Linked DNA regions of Homo sapiens: region 2 is linked to region 1. Evidence: read pairs that join two places in POLR2A ChIA-PET (ENCODE). Cell type or tissue: OCI-LY7. All regions are shown on one strand.

What was found. Peaks named below come from ENCODE experiments on the same cell type or tissue, not always from the same donor. Only the 100,000 strongest peaks of a DNase experiment are listed, where the experiment ranks them.
Region 2: POLR2A ChIA-PET joins it to region 1 with 12 read pairs; 2 of 35 experiments call an interaction of 5 or more read pairs at or near these places.

Annotation. Positions count from the first base shown.
Region 1 is chr2:61,414,142-61,419,141 of GRCh38, forward strand. The region is part of intron 2 of USP34 (ubiquitin specific peptidase 34); the gene reads right to left. SNORA70B (small nucleolar RNA, H/ACA box 70B) reads right to left here and starts at 3,236; the gene lies at 3,103-3,236. RefSeq lists a silencer at 2,729-2,921. In OCI-LY7, no CTCF peak of the experiment used is centred here; no DNase peak of the experiment used is centred here; H3K4me3 peaks cover 46 bases; H3K27ac peaks cover 1,828 bases.
Region 2 is chr2:62,058,044-62,063,043 of GRCh38, forward strand. All of the region lies in intron 2 of COMMD1 (copper metabolism domain containing 1), which reads left to right. Among named protein-coding and RNA genes, the nearest start is that of B3GNT2, 140 kb to the right of the region's middle. In OCI-LY7, no CTCF peak of the experiment used is centred here; no DNase peak of the experiment used is centred here.

The sequences.
Region 1 (5,000 bases):
CTACTCGGGAGGCTGAGGCAGGAGAACTGCTTGGACCCAGGAGGCAGAGGATGCCGAGATCATGCCACTGCACTCCAGCCTGGGCTACAGAGGGAGACTCCATCTCTATAAAATAAATAAATAAATAACTTTAAAAAAAAAAAGAGTATGAAGGAAAAGCACAAAAATAACAAGGGCTACTGCTTCTCCAAAGCAATACTGGAACCTAGAATACAACTGATCAATACTTCTGAAATTCTGCAAGCAATTTTCCAATTCTGTATCCAATAAGATCTATCAATAAGTATAAGGGTAGGATAGACATTTCAGGCCTGGAAGGTCTAATACACATTTATCTCCCCTTGTATCCTCTCTCAGAAAAGATGTCCTCTACAACAAGGAAGTGAGCTAAAAAGATGACAAAATGGAATCCAGGAAACTTGGAGATCCAAGATAGGAGATGTTACCAGTGGAGGCGCCCAGGTTCTTGGCGCTTTGAACAAAGAATAGGACAAAAGCACAAACAAAGCGAGGAAAGAATAAAACAACAAAAGCAGAGATTTACTGAAAATGAAAGTATATTCCACAGGGTGGGAACAGTCAGAGCAAGGGAGTCAAGGACCCAGTTACAGAATTTTCTGGGGTTTAAATACCCTCTAGAGGTTTCCTATTGGTTACTTGGTATACACCCTACCTAAATGAAGTAGTGGCCCATGATCAGTCTGAAGTTACAAAGTTACACCCTATGCAAACATCTGATTGGTTATGGAAAGTGGGACCAGTCAGAGGCTGAAGTTACAAAGTTATACTCCTATGCAGATGAAGACTTGGACTGCCACCGGCATGATTAGTTGCAGGAGGGGACCAATTAGAGGTAATTTCAATTTTTCACCTGCCACACAAAAATGTGTGGGGAGGTTGCAAAGCGGGGTAGCCTCCGGTCCTTTTGTTACTCAGGGCGTGGAATCTTAGGGTTTTCCTTTTAATTCTAGGAAGTCAGCGTGAATTGGCCTTAGGTTCCCTGCCTCCAGACCCTAAGGTTCTCCTGCCTCAGAGACAAGCAAAATGAATTATAAGGATGAGATCTGAAGAGAAGGTAGTAACTCTAGAAAGTAATCAATACTCTAGGGTTATGACCAGGGGTGGGGGGATAAAAGATCACCTAATGATGCATAGTTTATGAGCGTTTGAGAGAATTAAGTGATCCACACATAGAAAATTAACTGAATGAAAAGACAGTACACCAAGAAAGAGAGAACATGCAAGATATAAAATGAACTAGAGAACTTTTTTGGCTCATTGCTGAGCAACATTTTTATTTTTAGAACTACCCTAAGAATTGATGTAACTATACTGAGAGAACTGGGGAGGGTAAAAGAATGAAATCCTTATATATCATAACTGGAAGTTCATAGGTTACACCTAAAATTGATAGATGAAGCAACAGCAATATAAGAAGAGTGTTTCAGAATACTGTATAGAGGTTAATATCAAAACCAACATCTCAAAAAGCTGACAACAGAAAGGAGGGTGAGGAGACAGGGGACACAGGGACTTTATTATAGGCATTTCCCTGCCAATTAATTTTTTTAAACTCTGTATTACTTATGTTGGTACACCAATATCATACATATCCTCCCACCATCTGAGCTTCTCTTATTTTCTTCTCAGTTTTACCGTTATTTCCAGCCTGACAAAATTATCTAAGTAGAATTATATGCTGCCCACCTAAATAAAATGCACTTATGTTTTTAAAATGCAATGATAAAAATTTCTAAATGCCTCATATAAAGTATGTAGCTTTAATTTTAAAAGTAATACTAAGTAAACATTCATGAGGAATCTACATGTCAAAATAAAATTCTTTCCAGGTTAGGTTTTAGAATTCCATCTAGCAACAAATATTCCAGTGGGTCCAATATCATTTCCCTAGCCCAATTCTGCTGAAAGAATGAAAGGACTATTACTCCACAGTATTCAACCTCACCAAAAATTGTTTTATGTATGAGCTAATTTATGAAAAGAACTACTTTAAACACTGGTCAATATCAACAGTCCATTGGTCCAACAAATTTCTTGATGCCAAAATAAAAGGCAGAGCCTTAAAGAGTGAACCACATACATTTAACCTATTTAAAAGCAACGGCTTCTAAAACTATTCTAAAAAACAAAATTTATTAAAACAATGAAAAAATAAAAGTAAAAGCTTCAAACATTAAGCACAAATGACAAATATAAAAGATACTACTTTTAGCCTGGAAACCTGACAGAGAACCTCACCCTGGCTGGCGTCCAGAGTTCTTATATAGAAGAAATTCCTGAAATAAAGTTAAAAAGTTGATAGGTAGGAGACAGCAAAGAGCTTTAAATACCTGTTAAGGAACGTGGAATTTCCAAGATATAAACCTAACTCAGTTTTGTAATAAGCTTAAAACAAGCAAAGAAAAAGAAAAAAAATCAACACTTAACAACATGAAGAATTATGCTCTGTGGTATCGGTGCTTGTCATACATGATATTCCTTTGCAGATCCGTATATTCCCTTTCCCTAATTTAGTCTTGAATTTATTCTCCTATTCCTTTCTCTTCCCATTTTCTGAGTTAGTTTTCCTCCTATTCTATTCCCAATCATTAAATTAATAAAATGATGATAATCTGGTAAACAAACATGTGTTATTAACCTCCCTAATCTTTTTTTTTTTGGGGGGGGGGACAGGAAGTAGAATGTATTGGTATTAAGAGGGGGCAGCACAGTGGAAGCCCTCATGAGTGCAGGGCCAGCCACTTGTCCAGAGGGCCATGAATGGCGACATACTTGACCCCACAGCCATCTGGGATGAGCCGCTTCTCAGCCACCATATCTTCAAATTCATCGGCATTGAACTTGGTGAAGCCCCACTTCTTCCAGATGTGGATCTTCTGGCAGCCGGGGAACTTGAACTTGGCCCTGAGCAGGACCTCAATCACATGCGCCTTGTTCTGCAGCTTGGTATGGATGGACATAACTTGGCCAATGTGAACCCTGGCCACAGTGCCCTGGGGCTTTCCAAAGGCACCTCACATGCCTGTTTGGACCCTACACTGGGGTAGTGCAAGGTCAGAAACACGAACATACATCTGAAAGGCCTGTCTCCAAGGTCCCTTAGAGCAACCTATACAACAAACAGGCCGCATACACTACCAAGGAAGCTGCTGTTTACAGCCATTGCACACTGGACCCCCATAAGGAAAGGAATTCAGTCAGCTTAATTGGCTGCAGGACCTCCGTAATCTTACAGCCAAAGTTGTGACAGCTATATGACTGTTAAACAGCACTTAAAAATGATGACACAGATAATACTTGATCACACAGAGACTGACCATAGTTAACTGTACCTGAGAAATCAGACCATGAAGTATAATTTTTGTAAAATTTAAAACTGTACTGTTCTCAGTCTCACACCATGGATATACAAAAGAAGTTGTAAGCTGTCGCTCTGAATGGTGGCATGTTTTTGTTTTTAACTTCAATTCTCTGTAGTTTCTCAAAGTTGTTTTTTTTTCCCTACAATGACTGTATCATTTAAATAAGAAAAAATATATATATAAAATACTAAAATCTTTTTTTTTTTCTTTTTTTCTTTTCTTTTTTTTTTTTTTTTTAGACAAAGTCTTGCTCTATCCCCAGGCTGGAGTACAGTGGCGTGATCTCAGCTCACTGCAACCTCTGCCTCCCGGGTTCAAATGATTCTCCTTCCTCAGGCTCCCGAGTAGCTGGGGTTACACATGAGCACCCCACGCCTGGCTAATTTTTGTATTTTTAGTAGAGACAGGGTTTCACCGTGTTGACCAGGCTGGTCTCAAACTCCTGAACTCAAGTGATCCACCTCCCTGGGCCTCCCAAAGTGCTGGGATTACAGGCATGAGCCATTACCCTGGGCCTAAAATCTTTATAATGCTTATAAATATTAAATTCTTGTTAACATACTTTTTTTTTTTTAAGATGGAGTCTCACTCTATTCCAGGCTGGAATGCAGTGGCACAAATCTCAGCTCACTGCAACCTCCGCCTCCCAGGTTCAAACAATTCTGATGCCTCAGCCTCCCGAGTAGCTGGGATTACTGGTACACACCACCACGCCTGGCTAATTTTTGTATTTTTAGTAGAGATGGGGTTTCACCATGTTGGTCAGGCTGGTCTCGAACTCCTGACCTCAGGTGATCCACCCACGTTGGCCTCTCAAAGTGCTGGGATTACATGCATGAGCAACCACGCTTGGCCTACCATACTATTTTTGAAGTAAACATTCTCCATTACCTATACTGTAGATAATACACTACAAAAACAATTTATGACCACTAATAATCTTACGAAAGCTTTTTCCCTCTAGGAAACTTATAAATAACATGTTGTATGAAATATCATGAGTTTATCTCCACGCTAAGGTTCACTTATGGACTCACTTGGTCCACGGGCCCCAAGTTAAGAATGCATTTTGCAGATTATCCATGCTTTATTAGTACCTGTTTATCCGCTAATTAGAACGACAATCTTAATCTAGGCCACAATATTTTCTGAAGCTCAAGAAAATAATTTAGGGGAGGAAGAGAGGAAGATGGAAATAGACAAATTTTCACTACAAGGCACTGTGATCTAACTATTTTTACCTGTTCTCCCTTCTATCAGCACAATTAAGAGTATGCACAATTAAGAGTATAACATTCCACTTTTATTACTACGAGCTAACAACTGTTCATACTTACTGACAGGTGAACAAAATTACAAATTATTCAATGTTCTCCAGCTTAGCTTTCATACTTTAGCTTACATCTTTTAATTTATATTTCATTTTCCAAAACAAATTTTAACAATTTTAATTAAAATATGTGTTTATTAAGTCCTTTTAGCAAATACAGTGCTAAGCACTTTGTTTTCTTACAATCTCATTAAGACAGTAGTAGCTTTATTATTATTCTATTTCCACCAATGAGGAAATGAGAGTTTACAGAACTTAACTCATTTGTCATCATCACTCGTTCACAG
Region 2 (5,000 bases), 640 kb after region 1:
CTGATTTAATTTCATTATGCTCAGAGAACATACTCTATATAAGTTTACAATAAATCTTTTGAGATTTATTGAGACTTACCTTCTGATTTAGCATTTGATCTGTATTGGTGAATAGACCATGCACACTTGAAAAGAATATATTTTGTGAAGTTGTTAGTGTAGTATTTACAAATGTCAATTAGATTAAGTTGGTTAATAGTGCTGTTCACATGATCTATGTCCATACTGATTCTTTTTTCATCTATTTATTATTTCAGTTACTGTGAGAAGGATGTTAGTTCACAATCATAGTTAGAGATTTTTAAAAAATCTGTTTCTCCCTTTAATTCTCTCAAATTTTCTTCGTTTTGTTTTGTTTTGAGACAAGGGTCTCACTGTGTTGCCTAGGCTAGTCTCAAACTCCTGCACTCACACAGTCCTCTCACTTCAGCCTTCAAATTTTCTTCTTAAGACCAGGCATGGTGGCTTATACCTGTAATTGCAGCACTGGGAGGCTGAGGTGGGAGGATTGCTTGAGCCCAGGAGTTTGAGACCAGCCTGGGCAACATAGCCAGGCATGATGGTGCACTCGTGTGGTCCCAGCTACTTGAGAGGCTGAGGTAAGAGGATTGCTTGGGCCTGGAAGGTCAAGGCTGCAGTGAGCCATTATCGTGCTACTACACTCAGCCTAGGTGAGAGAGCAAAACCCTGTCTCAAAAAAAAAAGGTGGGAGGTATTAAATAACAACACATTTTCTTTCTTTCTGTTTTTTTTTGAGATGGAGTTTTGCTCTTTTTGTCCAGGCTGGAGTGCAATGGCGCAATCTCAGTTCACCTCAACCTCTGCCTCCCGGATTCAAGCGATTCTCCTGCCTCAGCCTCCCGAGTAGCTGGGATTACAGGCATGTGCTGCCATGCCCAGCTAATTTTGTATTTTTAGTAGAGACGGGGTTTCTCCATGTTAGTCAGGCCGGTCTCGAACTCCTGACCTCGTGATCCACCCACCTTATCCTCCCAAAGTGTTGGGATTGCAGGCGTGAGCCACCGCACCTGGCCACAAATTTTCTTCTTAAGGTTGAAGCTTTATATCAGACATATATACATTTCTGATTATGTTTTTCTGATAAGTTATCTGTTTTATTATTTTTTTTTGGAGACAAGGTCTTGCTTTGTCACCTAACAGGAGTGCAGTAGTGTGATCACAGCTCACTGCAGCCTCTACCTCCTGGGCTAAGTGATCCTCCCACCTCAGCCTCCCTAGTAGCTGGGACCACAAGTGCAAGCCATGGCACCTGGCTAATTTAAAAAAAAATTTTTTTGTTTTTTGTCTCACTATGTTGCCCAGGCTGGTCTCCAACTTCTGGACTCAAGCGATCCTCCCACCTTGGCCTCCCAAGGTGCTGGGTTTACAGTCATGAGCCACTATGCCTGTCCTGTTGTATCATTATGAAATGTCAGTCTTTATTTCTGGTAATACTCTATCTTGGAGTCTATAACTGAAAATAATATAGCCTCTCCCCATTTTTTCCCCCTTAAACATTACGCCATAAGAAGCTTTTCAAAAGGAGCTAAGTTGCCTGGCTGGAGTGCAGTGGCTATTCACAGGTGTGATTATAACCCACTACAGCCTTGAACTCCTGGGCTCAAGAGAGCTTCCTGCCTCAGCCACCCCAGTAGCTAGGACTATAGACACAAGCTAGCCTTTTTATACTTACTGTTTTCATCAAATGTCTTTTTCCAACTAGTTTCCAACCTGTCTTTGTATTTGAAGTGCATCTATTGTAGATAGTTCAGTGTTGCTTTTAAAGTGCTTACTCCATTTGTGTTTAGTATGTTGACATGGTTGGATTTAGATCTACTATTTTGCTTTCTGTTTTTATTCCTGTTTATCCTTTTTTACTTCTTACAGCTTAATGAATTTTGGGGGGGGAATTCCATTTTAATTTCTCTCTTGGGTTTTTAGCTACATCTTTCTTTAGGATTGCACTAGAGATTACAATATACATTCTTAACGTCTCACCCTTTTGCCTGGGGCGGTGGCTCATGCCTGTAATCCCAGCACTTTGGGAGGCTGAGGTGGGTGGATTGCCTGAGCTCAGGAGTTCCAGACCGGCTTAGGCAACATGGTGAAACCCTGTCTCTATGAAAAATACAGAAACATTAGCTGGTTGTGGTGGCACACACCTGTAGTCCCAGCTACTTGGGAGGCTGAGGTGGGAGGATCCCTTGAGCCTGGGAGGTTGAGGCTGCAGTGAGCTGAGATCATACCACTGCATTCTAGCCTGGGTGACAGAGTGAGATGCTGTCTCCAAAAATAAATAAATAAATAAAACAATACCATTTCATTTAAATTTCAGGAATTATACAACCACAGAATTCTGTTTATGACTCTTCTTTTATGCAGTAGTTGTCATGGTTTTTTCTTAATGTGGTAACCCGTATTTCAATATTATAACTTTTGCTTTAAGTAGTCCTATGTATTTCCAGTAGATGAGGAGATAATAAAACTTAGTCTTATATATTTAACCATATATTTGTCCGTTCCACTGATCTTCATTTCTTTCTGAAGATCTGTTCTGCCATCTAGTTTTGTTTCCTATTAGTTTGAAGAATTTCCTTTAGCATTTCTTGTTGTGCAGGTATGTTGGGCAGGGAGTTGGCTTAGTTTTCACTTATCTGAAAATCTTGTTATTTCATCTTTATTCTTGATGGATATTTTTGATGAATATGGAGTTTCAGCCAAACAACAGTTTTGTTGTTTGTCTTCAGCAAAAGACAGTTTTTGCTCTTCCCCTTTTTCTTATGAGAATCCAATTATGCAGATGTTAATTTTTTTAATACTGCATCCCATATGTTTCTCAGGCTCTGTTTTTTTCCCCCAATCTTTTTTTCTCTCTTTTCAAACTGGATAATTTCTTTCCATTTATCTTTTAGTTCACTGATCCTTCCGTCATCTCCAATCTGCTGTTTTGACCTTTTAGGGAATTTTTTCTTTTTTACCTCAGATATATTTTTTAGTTTTAGAATATCAATTTGGTTAGTTTATAGTTTATTTCTCTTTTGAGATTTCCTATCTGTGTGTTAATTTTCAAATATCCTTTTTATTTACATCCTTAATCATAGTTATCACTGTAGCTTTCTCTTCTAATTCCGACACCTAGGTAATTTCAAGTTTGGTCTCCAACTGTTTCTTTTGAGTGTGTCATATTTTCCTGTTTATTCATATAGCTAATAATTTTGTTTTGTATACTGGACATTGGGAATGCTGCATTGTAGATATATGGATTCTGTTATGATTCTCTGAGAAATGTTGATTTTTTTGTGTTCGGAGGCAGTTAACTTGACTGAGTCTAACACCAGCCCCTCTCTTGCCTTCAGTGGGTACCTGCTGAAACTTCTGTTCACATATTTTAGCTTTATCTGGGCTTCTTAGAATCTGTCCTGTACATTCAGAGTTTACTTGTCAGCCAGAAATCTCAGTAGAGTTTATATGCAGAGTGTGGGTTTATGTGTGGCTGTCTTTCTTTCTTTTCTTTTTTTTTTTTTTTTTTTGAGACGGAATCTAGCTCTGTTGCCCAGGCTGGAGTGCAGTGGCACGATCTCAGCTCACTGCAAGCTCTGCCTCCCAGGTTCAAGCGATTCTCCTGCCTCAGCCTCCTGAGTAGCCGGGACTACAGGCGCCCACCACCATGCCCGGCTAATTTTTTGTATTTTCAGTAGACACAGGGTTTCACTGTGTTAGCCAGGATAGGATGGTCTCGATCTCCTGACCTCGTGATCCACCTGCTTTGGCCTCCCAAATGTTGTGTCTTTTTAAAGTATCTACAGTAACCTTGTATCAACTTAGTTTGTCAGTCTATTAATACTAAATTTAGCTCCTTCAAAGCAGTTGGAACTATGTGCTACATAAATTTCAGTTTCACCCAAGGGAAGAAGTGAAATTAGTGAATAGACAGTTACAGCAAAAAAAAAAAAAAAACAGAAACAAAAAAACCATAAAAATTAAATAGCTGGCTCTAGTGAAATGAGCAAGGACTGTGGAGTCAAACTGACCTGGATTTGAATCCTGATCCTACTGTTTGTAGCTGTATGATCTGGACAAATGACATTAACTCTTTCTAACCTTGATTTTCTCATCTGTAAGACGCCAATTGTAACTCCTAAGGATACTGAGGTGGTTGTTTTTGTTTTTCGGTTTTTTTTTGTTTTTTTGTTTTTTTTTGAGATGGAGTTTCGCTCTTGTTGCCCAGGCTGGAGTGCAGTGGCATGATCTCAGCTCACTGCAACCTGCCACTCCCAGGTTCAAGCGATTCTCCTGCCTCAGCCTCCCGAGTAGCTGGGATTACAGGTGCACGCCACCATGCCTGGCTAATTTTTTGTATTTTTAATAGAGACGGGGTTTCACCATGTTGGCCAGGCTGGTCGCCAACTCCTTTCCTCAGGTGATCCACTCAGCTCGGCCTCCCAAAGTGCTGGGATTACAGGTGTGAGCCACCATGCCCGGCCTAGATACTGAGGATTTTTTAAAATGCATATACAGTTCCTGACCAGTGGTTTTTGCCTAATAAATAACTTATTACAAATTGTTACCCAGTAAAAACCCTGAGACGAGTGAAAAAATAAAGCTAATTAATCCATTACTTGCTAGTAAGAAAATAAAAAAAAAATCTCTGTTCATTTATGTCTTAAGATTTATCAGTATCTCCATATAGCTTTGCATAGTATTACTATTATAGGAGGTGCTTTTTATAAAATGTCAGATGTTAGGCCAGACACAGTGGCTCACACCTGTAATCTTACCACTTTCGGAGGCCAAGGCAGGAGGACTGCTTGAGCCCAGGAGTTCGTGACCAGCCTGGGCAACGTAGGGACACCCTGTCTCTACCAAAAAAAAAACTTTAAATATTAGTAGGCTGGCCAGGCATGGTGGCTCATGCCTGTAATCCTAGCACTTTGGGAGGCCGAGGCGGGTGGATAATGAGGTCAGGAGATCGAGACCAGCCTGGCTAACATGGTGAAACC